Linked DNA regions of Homo sapiens: region 1 is linked to region 2. A link is a loop called in an ENCODE intact Hi-C map of the cell type or tissue named here. Cell type or tissue: gastrocnemius medialis. All regions are shown on one strand. Each heading gives the region's core, and the rest is flanking DNA. Links, peaks and the distances in the headings are about the cores only.

The links. Peaks named below come from ENCODE experiments on the same cell type or tissue, not always from the same donor. Only the 100,000 strongest peaks of a DNase experiment are listed, where the experiment ranks them.
Region 1: a loop joins it to region 2, with 8 times the contacts of the local background. A loop is called at or near these places in 69 of 110 quality-filtered maps.

The regions. Positions count from the first base shown.
Region 1 is chr10:102,581,053-102,586,423 of GRCh38, reverse strand. All of the region lies in intron 3 of SUFU (SUFU negative regulator of hedgehog signaling), which reads right to left. Among named protein-coding and RNA genes, the nearest start is that of TRIM8-DT, 59 kb to the left of the region's middle. In gastrocnemius medialis, for the core only: a CTCF peak has its summit at 2,432 (motif pointing right); a DNase peak (open chromatin) is centred at 2,443; H3K27ac peaks cover 364 bases.
Region 2 is chr10:102,390,807-102,396,177 of GRCh38, reverse strand. It overlaps NFKB2 (nuclear factor kappa B subunit 2), which reads right to left and starts at 473. Exons shown (of 23, transcript NM_001322934.2): 1 at 382-473; 2 at 198-290. The coding sequence starts at 218. RefSeq lists enhancers at 408-457, 1,508-1,797, 3,637-4,143, 4,144-4,651 and a silencer at 1,808-2,207. In gastrocnemius medialis, for the core only: CTCF peaks have their summits at 1,905 and 2,106 (motif pointing left); DNase peaks (open chromatin) are centred at 557, 1,787 and 2,057; H3K4me3 peaks cover 2,424 bases; H3K27ac peaks cover 2,476 bases.

The DNA.
Region 1 (5,371 bases), core at 66-5,065, 190 kb before region 2:
GGGATTACAGGCGTAAGCCACCGTGCCCAGGCTTAATCACATTTTAAAAGAAAAAACCCAGAGAATGAGAGAAAATATTTGCAAATCATATATCTAATAAGTATCCAGCATATATTAAGTATTTTGTATCCAGAATATATAAAGAGTTCTTACAACTCAATAATAAAAGATAAATAATTCAATTTAAAAATGAGCAAAGGATCTGAATATATTTCTCCAAAGAAGACATACAAATAGCTGGCCGGGCATGGTGGCTCACACCTGTAATCCCAGCACTTTGGGAGGCCAAGGCGGGCAGATCACCTGAGGTCAGAAGTTCAAGACCAGCCTGGCCAACATGGTGAAACCCCGTCTCTACTAAAAATACAAATATTAGCCAGGTGTGGTGGCATGAGCCTGTAATCCCAGCTACTAGGGAGGTTGAGACAGGAGAATTGTTTGAACCCGGAAGGCAGAGGTTGCAGTGAGCCAGGATCGTGCCATTGCCTTCCAGCCTGGGCAACAGAGTGAGACTCTGTCAAAAAAAAAAAAAAAAGATATACAAATAGCTAATAAGCACATAAAAAGATCCTCAATGCCATTAACCATCAGAGGAATGCAAATCAAAACCACAATGAGGCCAGTGCAGTGGCCTCCCAAAGTGTTGGGAGGCCAAGGTGAGAGGATCGCTTGAGGCCAGGAGTTTGAGACCAGCCAGGGCAACCATGGCAAAACCCCATCTCTATAAAAAACAAACAAACAAACAAAAAATTAGCTGGGTGTGGTGGCCCAAGCCTGTAGTCCCAGGTACTCGGGAGGTTGAAGTGGGAGGATTGTTTGAGCCCGGGATGTGGAGGCTGCAGTGAGCTTTGGTCGCACCATAGTATTCCAGCCTGGATGACAGAGTGAGACCCTGTCTCAAAAAACAAAAGAAAAGAAAACAGAAAACCCACAATGAGACACCACCACTTCATATCCACTAGAATGTTTAAAACAAAAAAGATGGCAATTACAAGTATTATCTGGCAATAAAAAGGAACAAAATACTAATATATACTATAACATGAACCTTAAAGACATTATGCTAAGTGAAAAAAGCCAGTCATAATAGACCTTATATGATTCCATCCATATGGAATGTCCAGAATAGGCAAATCTATGGAAACAGATAGTAGATTAGTGGTTGTCTAGGGCTGTGATGGTTGGAGGGAATAGGGAGTGACCAATATGAGGTTCTTTTTTTATGGTGATGGTTTCACAACTGTGGATTACATGGTATGTGAATCGTATGTCAATAAATCTGTTATTAAAAAAGAAAATATAGCAGGCAAAAGGAAGGAATCTTGAGGCACAGGCAAAGTAGGGGAAGCAAGGCCAAGCCTTTAAATTCCTTGTTCCCACCACCCCAGGCACAGCAGCCTGGCCTGGGAGAAACCTGACCCATAATGCTGAGACATCACAGCACTGTGTATGTCTACATGACCTGAACAATCACCTACTAACATGTTCTTTTCTACAAATGAGAAAAGGATGCTTGAGATTGCCCACAGTCTCACAGTACGTCAGTGATGATGGGCATGGCCCAACACTTTCCAAACTTTGGGCTCATCCACAACACCCATCAGCATGTTTGCCATATCTGTGCACCATCTGTACCATTACTTACCTGTATTTTTCCCCCTAAAATTGACTTGCCTTTTTTTTTTAACCTAAACAAACTTACTCTGAAAAGGCAACTTCATATCACTATACTAAATAAGGAAAATTAATGGCAAATTAGCGTTGCTTACCTCAAGTGGTAACTTCAGGATAATATAACAAAATGTTATTAATTTCTAACTGATATTGTTGCCTACCTAAAATTGTTTAAAAAATGAAATAAACAAGGGTCAAAGAGCTGTTCAAGGTTTAAAGAGTCATATAGAGCTGAGACAAAATCACCAAGACTGAGAGAGAACAAACTGGGCCGGGCATGGTGGCTCATGCCTGTAATCCTAGCATTTTGGGAGGCCCAGTGAGAGGATCTCTTGAGCCCAGGAGTTCAAAACCAGCCTGGGCAACATAGTAAGACCCCATCTTAAATTAAAAAAAAGACAAAGAGAACCAAAGAGAGAAAAGTGGCTTCACTATTCATGCTACCAGTTACCACTCTTGTGCAGTTACCAGCTGAAATCGCCTGCTGGTTTTGGCAAACCCTGGCTTAGTGGTGAACTTCGGAGTTGGGAAGGCCCTGTTTCTATTTGCCTCCATCCCTAACTGGATGTGACCCTGGGCAACTTGCCCAAACACAGTATCTAAGCCTGTTAACAGGAAATAGCGTGCCTACTCAATATGCTTTCTACTGCAGTATGTTATTACTCGTGTACTGGAATACAGTACAGATACTCTCACCCAAGTCACCAGAAAACAGGACTGGCCACAGAGCTTGTCGCTACCAGCAAGTGCCCAGTAGGTGGCACCATTGCTCCTGGTTTAAGAAACAGATGGGCCAGTTCCCTGGAGCTCTGCATCCCTATCTGATGTCTAGTCTGTAGAAACATACCCCAAACCGAACATCACACACCAGGGCCTGTTGTGGGGTGGGGAGAGGGGGGAGGGATAGCATTAGGAGATATACCTAATGTTAAATGACGAGTTAATCGGTGCAGCACACCAACATGGCACATGTATACATATGCAACAAACCTGCACGTTGTGCACATGTACCCTAAAACTTAAAGTACAATTAAAAAAAAAGAAAAAAGAAAAAGAAACATACCCCAAACCGGGTGGGGATTTATTTAGGCTGGAAACAGGGAAAAGGCTGGAAAGATTTGGAGCCATGACCTTTGACCTTTTATTAACCAGAATTAACATGATTTTAAAATACTGTGCAAACCCAAACTGTTTGAACCAGAATGACCAAAAAGCACTTTGTGCAGGCTTAATAACTTGGGAAGAGGCTTAATTTAGGCAGCTGGGAAAGGGAGACTCTAAGGCAAGAAAAGGGAGTCGGGCCCAGGTGTTGCTCTAGGATCAACACGTTCCACCCTGAGCATGTGTGATCAGGCTTTGGCCAAAGGTACTCCTGAGTTAAAGTGGGGAGCAGAAAGTGCAACTTCCATCAGAAATGCTTGGAGAGCAGGACACTAACAGAAACTTCTAGTGAGGGGCAGGGTCTTCCGCAGCTCTGCCTGATGAAGGAACTAGACTTATGAGCTCTTCTGTGGACAAGAAATGGTCTTTCTTAACAATGAAAGAGCCCTGGTCACAGTTTTCAAGCATGGGACAAAGCCACAATGAGTTCATTCTTGAGTCCGGTCTGGTCTTTATGCCCTGGATGCTCAGACCCATTCTGTTGGAGCCACTGTGGGGTCTCAGCACTCAGGCCCCTGCGCCCACCCTGGGAAGCTCTTGGCCCCTTCAGAGGGGCTTTCAAATGCTAATAATGTCTCAGTTAGAGGCCCAGCTGTTCAGTCCAGCGGTTACAGGAGCTGGCTTCCTCTCTCTTGCTCCCCAAGGTATCCTCATTGAAAAGTCAGGGTGAAAATCCCAGAGACCTCCACTTAAACCACACAGCAGAGGCTCCCCCGCACCCAGTGTCTGAAAGAACGTCGCCATTCCAGGTAAGGGCTGGGTAGACACTTTCTATTCCCTTCCCTCCTTGGAGCTTTGCCCCCAGGTACCAGGAGAAACCTCCCTCAGCTACCCGACTTTTATGTTGTTTGGCAAATTCACTGGAAGGGAAATACCACTCCAGGATAGCAAAAGGAGTCTCTCCCCTCCCCGCCAAAAATGCTAGTTACAGTTCTACACCTTGCTCACTTGGGAGAAAGATTTCATTCCTCCACGTCTCATTCCCCATTAACAAACAACTCCTGGGCAAGAACTCTGAAAACGTGGGGGGTGCTGAACAGGCGCACAGAATCCTACTGGCTCCTCCAATTGGCCATCACCCCACCCCCACCTCCCTGACATCCAGCTTCAGTTATGGTGGTTTGAAGTTGGACTGTCCCGGATATAATAAGTTAGCAAAATCTAGGGAGAGGGGTTGCAGAAGAAAACAGCTATTGTTTGTAAAATAGTGCTGCCTTTGAAACATAGAAGCAAATACATTCCTTGAGTTCTTACAAATACATTCTTCAAGAGTTCTTAATTCATCCTAACTCTAGACAGTGCCAGCCTGCCTCCCTTCTGTGCAAAAGTACAGGCCCCGTGATGTTCTACATAATAGCCTGGAAACTAACACCCCAACCCAGGGTCAGAATTAACATGCTTGGTCTGTGGAGCGGGGACTAATGTTCCCTTTGGGAGCCCAGGAGCGTGAAGCTTGGCGCTGTGAAAGCCAAATGCCCCTTTTCTCCAGGTGCTCTTCTGCGTGCTCTGAGATTATTCCGTGCTTTCCAGGGACAGAGAACAAGGGCAGGAAACGCAGCTGGACTGTGCCAGGTGTCACAGGAGTGGCTAGTCTGCAAGAGGTGTTTTTGAGAGAGCAGGAAAATGGGAGGTGACCCAAAGCAGGCTGGGAGACTCAGGTCTGTCAACTTGGAGGTCAAATATTTGACAATGGCACAGCCATCATAATCTCTCAAGAAAAAATCTCCACTCCTCTTGCATTTCTGGTGTTCACAAATCATTCTGATAACCAGGGCTTAAGTGTCTTCTGTGAACACCCGGAGCTGGTCCTAGGGGGGCTTAGCAGTTCTTTCCCAAAATGTCAGATGTGCCAGACATGTCCCCAGTAACACAGACTGCTGAGGAGGAAAGGTTCAGTTAGCCTATGCCCCATATCTGGAAGTCCCAGGATGAAGCCGACACCTGTGGGGAGACTGGCAACTGCCTAACCCGCCCTCCTTCCTGAGAAGGCTCAAGCTGCTACTGCTGCGGCCATGGTGGACTGCGCAGCGGAGCTGGGCCCAGAGGAGGCTTCCTCTGAGATTGGAAGACAGCTCCTTCTCAAGTCAACAGAAGGCCCACGAGCAGAAATATATTTACGGGGGCAGAACTACAGGTCCACACAGGCCTGGGAGCTTCATGACTCCCCAGTGAGAGGAGGAGAAAATCTGGAGTTTTTGTTGAACAAAACATCTCTGGCTGAGGCAGTGAAGGAAATAAAGTTCAAAGTTAGTCCTGTTGGCTTCTGCCCAGCCCAGATGCTCCTAATGGGGGCCACTCAGTCTGCCTACTGCCCCCACTGGATCTCTCTGTAAGCCCATACTAATTTCTAAAACCCATGCCTAATTTCTTCTTCTTCTTTTTTTTTTTTTTTTTTTTTTTTTTTTTTTGGAGACAGAGTCTCTCTCTGTCGCCCAGGCTGGAGTGCAATGACACAATCTCGGCTCACTGCAACCTCCACTTCCTGGGTTCAAGTGATTCTCGTGCCTCAGCCTCTCAAGTAGCTGGGACCACAGGT
Region 2 (5,371 bases), core at 137-5,136:
TCAGTGGTCACTCCCCCCTCCTCCTCAGACCCAAGAGAAAGCTCCTTTTGGAGGCAGAGTTGCAGACAGATGGACAGACTGGCAGGCTGAGAGCATCTGCGAGCATACAGGTGTAAGGCAGCAGAGGGGGCTCGGGCAGACAGGTGGACAGACACGAGGGGCAGCCGGCCGGGTCAGGGGCAGGCGGCATGACTCACTGGGTTGTAGCAACTCTCCATGTCTCTGGGCTAGGCCCGGCTCTGTCTAGTGGCTCCGGCCAGGTTCTGCTTCCCAGAATTTTAGACGCCCGCCTAAAGTTGGGAGGAGTGGCGTGGGGGAGGGGGTCAGATCTAAATGGGGGTGGGCGGGAGATGGGGGCCCAGATTTGGGGGAGGGTCCGACCTCCTCCAGCCGCCTGTCCGGGTGTGGCGGGTGAGATCCGGTGGAGAGCGAGATCCGGAGTTGGGCTTGGCCGGGGAAGGGGCAGGAAAGTTAGAGCAGCTTAGGAAAGTCCCGAAAATACCAAGGGGAGGCGGGGCCGGAGGGGGCGGGCCTGGAAATGACGCCACTGGCCCCGCCCTCGCGACGGGAGGGGCGGGAGGCCCTCGACAGTCTACGGGCTCCCGCTGCTTTTCAGCGGGCAGAGGTCTAGGAGAATCCGGGAAGCCCCGGTGGGGGTTAAGCCCCCTCCTCCCTCCAGGGCAGGGAACAGGAGGGTCTTTCACGGCCGGGAGGAGGCTGGCAGTCTGGGGCCAAGTCCGCCTCCCGCTCCCCTCCCCCGGTCTGGAGCAACCTTGGGATTTTCTGCCAGGAGGGAGGCCACGGCTGATAAACCCCGGGGGCTTTTGGGGGGACATTCCTGCTGTCGGACGGCCTCCCCTTCGAACAGCCTGTAGGCGGGGGCTCTTTCCTGTGGGAGGCCCCGGGGTTCTGCCCCGAGAACGCGATTCTGGGGCTGCGGGAAAAGTGTCTCCTCCTCGGAGTGGGCTCTTTTCTCTCTCTCCCAAACCTCACAACAGCAGCTGGTCCCACACCGCACCGGTTCTGGGCGCGCAGGCGACAGGGAGATCTCTGCACGCTCCCCCCCCCCCCCCCCCACCTAATACAAGAGTGTGTCTCCATCACAGCTCCACAAGTGTGTTTCGGCTGTAGTGCTTGGTTGCATGTTGTGTGTCCATGGCGTCAACATGAGTGTGCAAGCGAGCATGTGTGTAGATAGGTGAATCCCGAGCTTCTCAGTGTGGGTGTGTGTCAGCGCCTGTCTTGATGTACGGACACGGGTGAGCGTATCTTGAGTTTGTGCGTGAAGGGTGTGGGTGCAGGCACCAGTGCACCGGTGGGCACGTCTCCGTGTGCATGTGTGTGCGAGTGCGACTGCACGGACGCTGCCGTGTGTGCGCCAGCACAGGTACAGGTGTACGTACGGGTCCGCGTATCTTTGTACAACGGTGTCGACGTGGATCCGAGTGTCGTCGCCTGCGCGCCCTTTCCGGCTGTGTGCAGCTGCTGCTCTCCAGCCCCAGGCGCTGTCCGCTAAAGGCCCTCCTCCCTCTTTTCTCTTGTCCCGGCCACCCAGGGGTCTGAATCCAGCCACTCACCGTGGCGGCGGCTCTGGTTGCGGCTTCTCTCCGCGCCCGACCCACCTGGGACCGGTCGCGACACCTCGCCTGCCAGCAGGGCTCAGGGCCGGGAAAGCCCCTTCTCGGCCCCCCGGAGGGGGGAATTCCCATGACGTTTCCGTGCGTCACGCCTCGCGCCCTTTTTCATTGGCTGAAAGTTTAACTCTGGACTGGCGCAGCCAACCCGGAGCGACTCGGGCGCGCCCCTGAGAGGGGACAGGCTCACTCAGGGCGGGGAGCGGGGTGACAGGACACCAGGCGCGAGTTCGGCCGGCCAGGGGACCGCCGAGAAGGTACCCGCTGACCCAGCGCCACCCCGGGCCGGGAGCTTCCGCTGCCTCTCGGCTTTGGCTGCGCCTAACGCTTGGCTTTCTCTGAAGCGGGGGATCCCCAGGGGGAAGCCGACGGCCCCAGCCCTCGGGGCCCCCACCCTGAGCGGCGCGCTGCCGGGAAGTTAGCGGAAGAGGAAGGAAGTTATTCTTGCGGTCGGTCCCGGGCGCCCTCTGGCGGCCTCCCTGGGCCCGCGAGTAGACTCCATTCGGCCCCGGCCCCTCTCTCGCTCCGTCTCATCAGCCTCAAGGCTCCGGGAGAGACAGTCCGGACCTCGAACTTTTTTAGAAGTGACAGGTTCCCAGCGGGCCAGGGCTCAGGAGCTCTGCTCAGGAGAAGGGAAATGAAGTGTTTATCCACCAAGGAGATCTGGAATATTAGAACTGAAAAAGGCATCCAGAGTTTAAACAGCTCAAATTTCCACCGATGTGGGAAATCGCCTCTTTTTTTTAGTCTCAGGCTGGAATGCAGTGAGGGGATTTTGGCTCACTGCAACCTCTGCCTCCCGGGTTCAAACCATTCTCCTGCTGCAGCCTACCGAGTAGCTGGGATTACAGGCGGCCACCACCACGCCCGCCTAATTTATGTATTTTTAGTAGAGTTGGGGGTTTCACCACGTTGGTCAGGCTGGTCCCGAACTCCTGACCTCAGGTGATCCGCTGGCCTCCGCCTTCTAAAATGTTGGAATTACAGTCGTGAGCCACTGCGCACGGCCTATTTATTTATTTATTTATTTATTTATGTTTTTGAGACAGTGTCTTGCTCTGTCACCCAGGCTGGAGTACAGTGGCGTGATCATGGCTCACTGCAACCTCGAACTCCGGGGTGCGCCGATTCTCTGACTCTCCTGAGTAGCTGGGGCTACAGGTGCACACCACCATACCTGGCAAATTTTAAAATTTTTAGTGGAGATGGATCTCACTGCGTTGCCTAGGCTGGTCTTAAACTCCTGGGCTTAAGTGATCCTCCTACTTTGGCCTTCCAAAATGCTTGGATTTTGGATTACAGACGTGAGCCACTGTATGCTGCCGAATTGCCTCTTATAGACCTTCCAATTTCCACCTGAACACTTCTAGAGGCAGCGAGGTCAGGACAGAAATTCACCAAGCACGGAGTACATGACTGGACCTCTCTCTGGTCAGTAGCGTTTCTCCTTAGCAGGTGCCATGAGTAATCTCCCTGCCTGGAGTCCTCCTCCCTTAGGCTTATGGTAGAACATAAACTATCTCGGGTCTTTCCTGCAGCTTGCCCCAGACGTTTTTAAGAACAGAATCACAGGCCTGCACTGGCACTAAGTAAAGAGAGACTATTATGGCTCTCGATTTGGGCTGTTTCCTATTACTTCCCCACCCCTCTTCATCTTGCCTGCAAATATAGTGTCCTAGTTGCTAGGTTCGGGTACTTTAGAAGTTCTTATTCTCCCTCCCAACAACCCTAGGAGGTGAATATTACTTTTACTGATGAAGAAATTAAGGCTCAGAGAGGTGGAGTAACAACCAAACACACAGCTAGAAAGGGACAGAGCCAGGATTCAAACCCAATCTGTTGACTCCAGGATGAAGCTTTCTCCCCTAAGTTTATATAAAACAAAGCAGCCCTTTCCACCTTACTGTGGGCCTCTCAAACAAATATCATAAGATTCTGCCAAACAATTTGCTGAAATCCAGATATGTTGTCTACTACGTTTCTCTGGTAAGTCAGATTCCTAACCTTAAATTAAAATGGACTAAGGCCGGGCATGGTGACTCACACCTGTAATTTCAGCACTTCAGGAAGCCAAGGCTGGTGGATCACTTGAGCCCAGGAGTTCGAGACCAGCCTTGGCAACATGGTGAAACCCCGTCTCAAAAAATTGAAGGGGTGGGTTGCCCCTCCACACCTGTGGGTGTTTCTCGTGAGGTGGAATGAGAGACTTGGAAAAGAAAAAGACACAGAGACAAAGTATAGAGAAAGGACTCGAGGAACCAGCATTCAGCATATGGAGGATCCCGCCAGCCTCTGAGTTCCCTTAGTATTTATTGATCATTCATGGGTGTTTCTCTGAGAGGGGGATGTGTCATGGTCACAAGACAATAGTGGGGAGAGGGTCAGCAGACAAACAAAGGTCTTTGCATCATAGACAAGGTAAAGGATTAAGTGCTGTGCTTTTAGATATGTATACACATAAACATCTCAATGCTTTACAAAGCAGTATTGCTGCCTGCATGTCCCACCTCCAGCCCTAAGGCGGTTTTTCCCTATCTCAGTAGATGGAACGTACAATCGGGTTTTATACCGAGACATTCCATTGCCCAGGGACGGGCAGGAGACAGATGCCTTCCTCTTGTCTCAACTGCAAGAGGCATTCCTTCCTCTTATACTAATCCTCCTCAGCACAGACCCTTTACGGGTGTCGGGCTGGGGGACGGTCAGGTCTTTCCCTTCCCACGAGGCCATATTTCAGACTATCACATGGGGAGAAACCTTGGACAATACCTGGCTTTCCTAGACAGAGGTCCCTGCGGCCTTCCGCAGTGTTTGTGTCCCTGGGTACTTGAGATTAGGGAGTGGTGATGACTCTTAACGAGCATGCTGCCTTCAAGCATCTGTTTAACAAAGCACACCTTGCACAACCCTTAATCCATTTAACCCTGAGTTTGACACAGCACATGTTTCAGAGAGCACGGGGTTGGGGGTAAGGTCATAGATTAACAGAATCTCAAGGCAGAAGAATTTTTCTTAGTACAGAACAAAATGGAGTCTCCTATGTCTACTTCTTTCTATACAGACACAGTAACAATCTGATCTCTCTTGCTTTTCCCCACAAAAATACAAAAATTAGCCTGTCTCATAACTAGGTCTCTAAATAAATAAATTAAAAATTAAAAATTAAATGTATAATGGAGTAAATTCATCTTGGTATACTCTAGCTTAGTAAACCCGTGCTGGTTACCACTGATCACATCTATCCTTTCAAAGTGCTCATAAATTGCCACCAAAATCAGCACGGATTCTTTGAGTCTCCACAACATCTCTAAAAGCACCCCTAAGGGTTGAGCTATTTTAGTTACAACAGTCTAAGGCGTAATTTATCTAAAGATGAACAAAACAAGACCTTTATTAGAGAACATTTCAAACATACAAAGATTTTCACTTTGGGAGGCTGAGGCAGGCAGATCACTTGACCTCAGGAGTTTGAGAACAGCCTGGGCAACATAGGGAGACCTCATGTCTACTTAAGTTAGCCACATGTGATGGTGAGTGCCTGTAGTCCCAGCTACTCGGAAGGCTAAGGTGGGAGGATTGCTTGAGCCCAGGAAGTTGAGGCTGCTGTGAGCCATGTTCGTGCCACTGCATTCCATCCAGCCTAGGTGACAGACAGACGCTGTCTCAAAAAAAGAAGAGTGGAGAGAATAGTATAATGAGCCCTCGTGTGCCCCTCTGTCAGATTCAACAATTCCTAA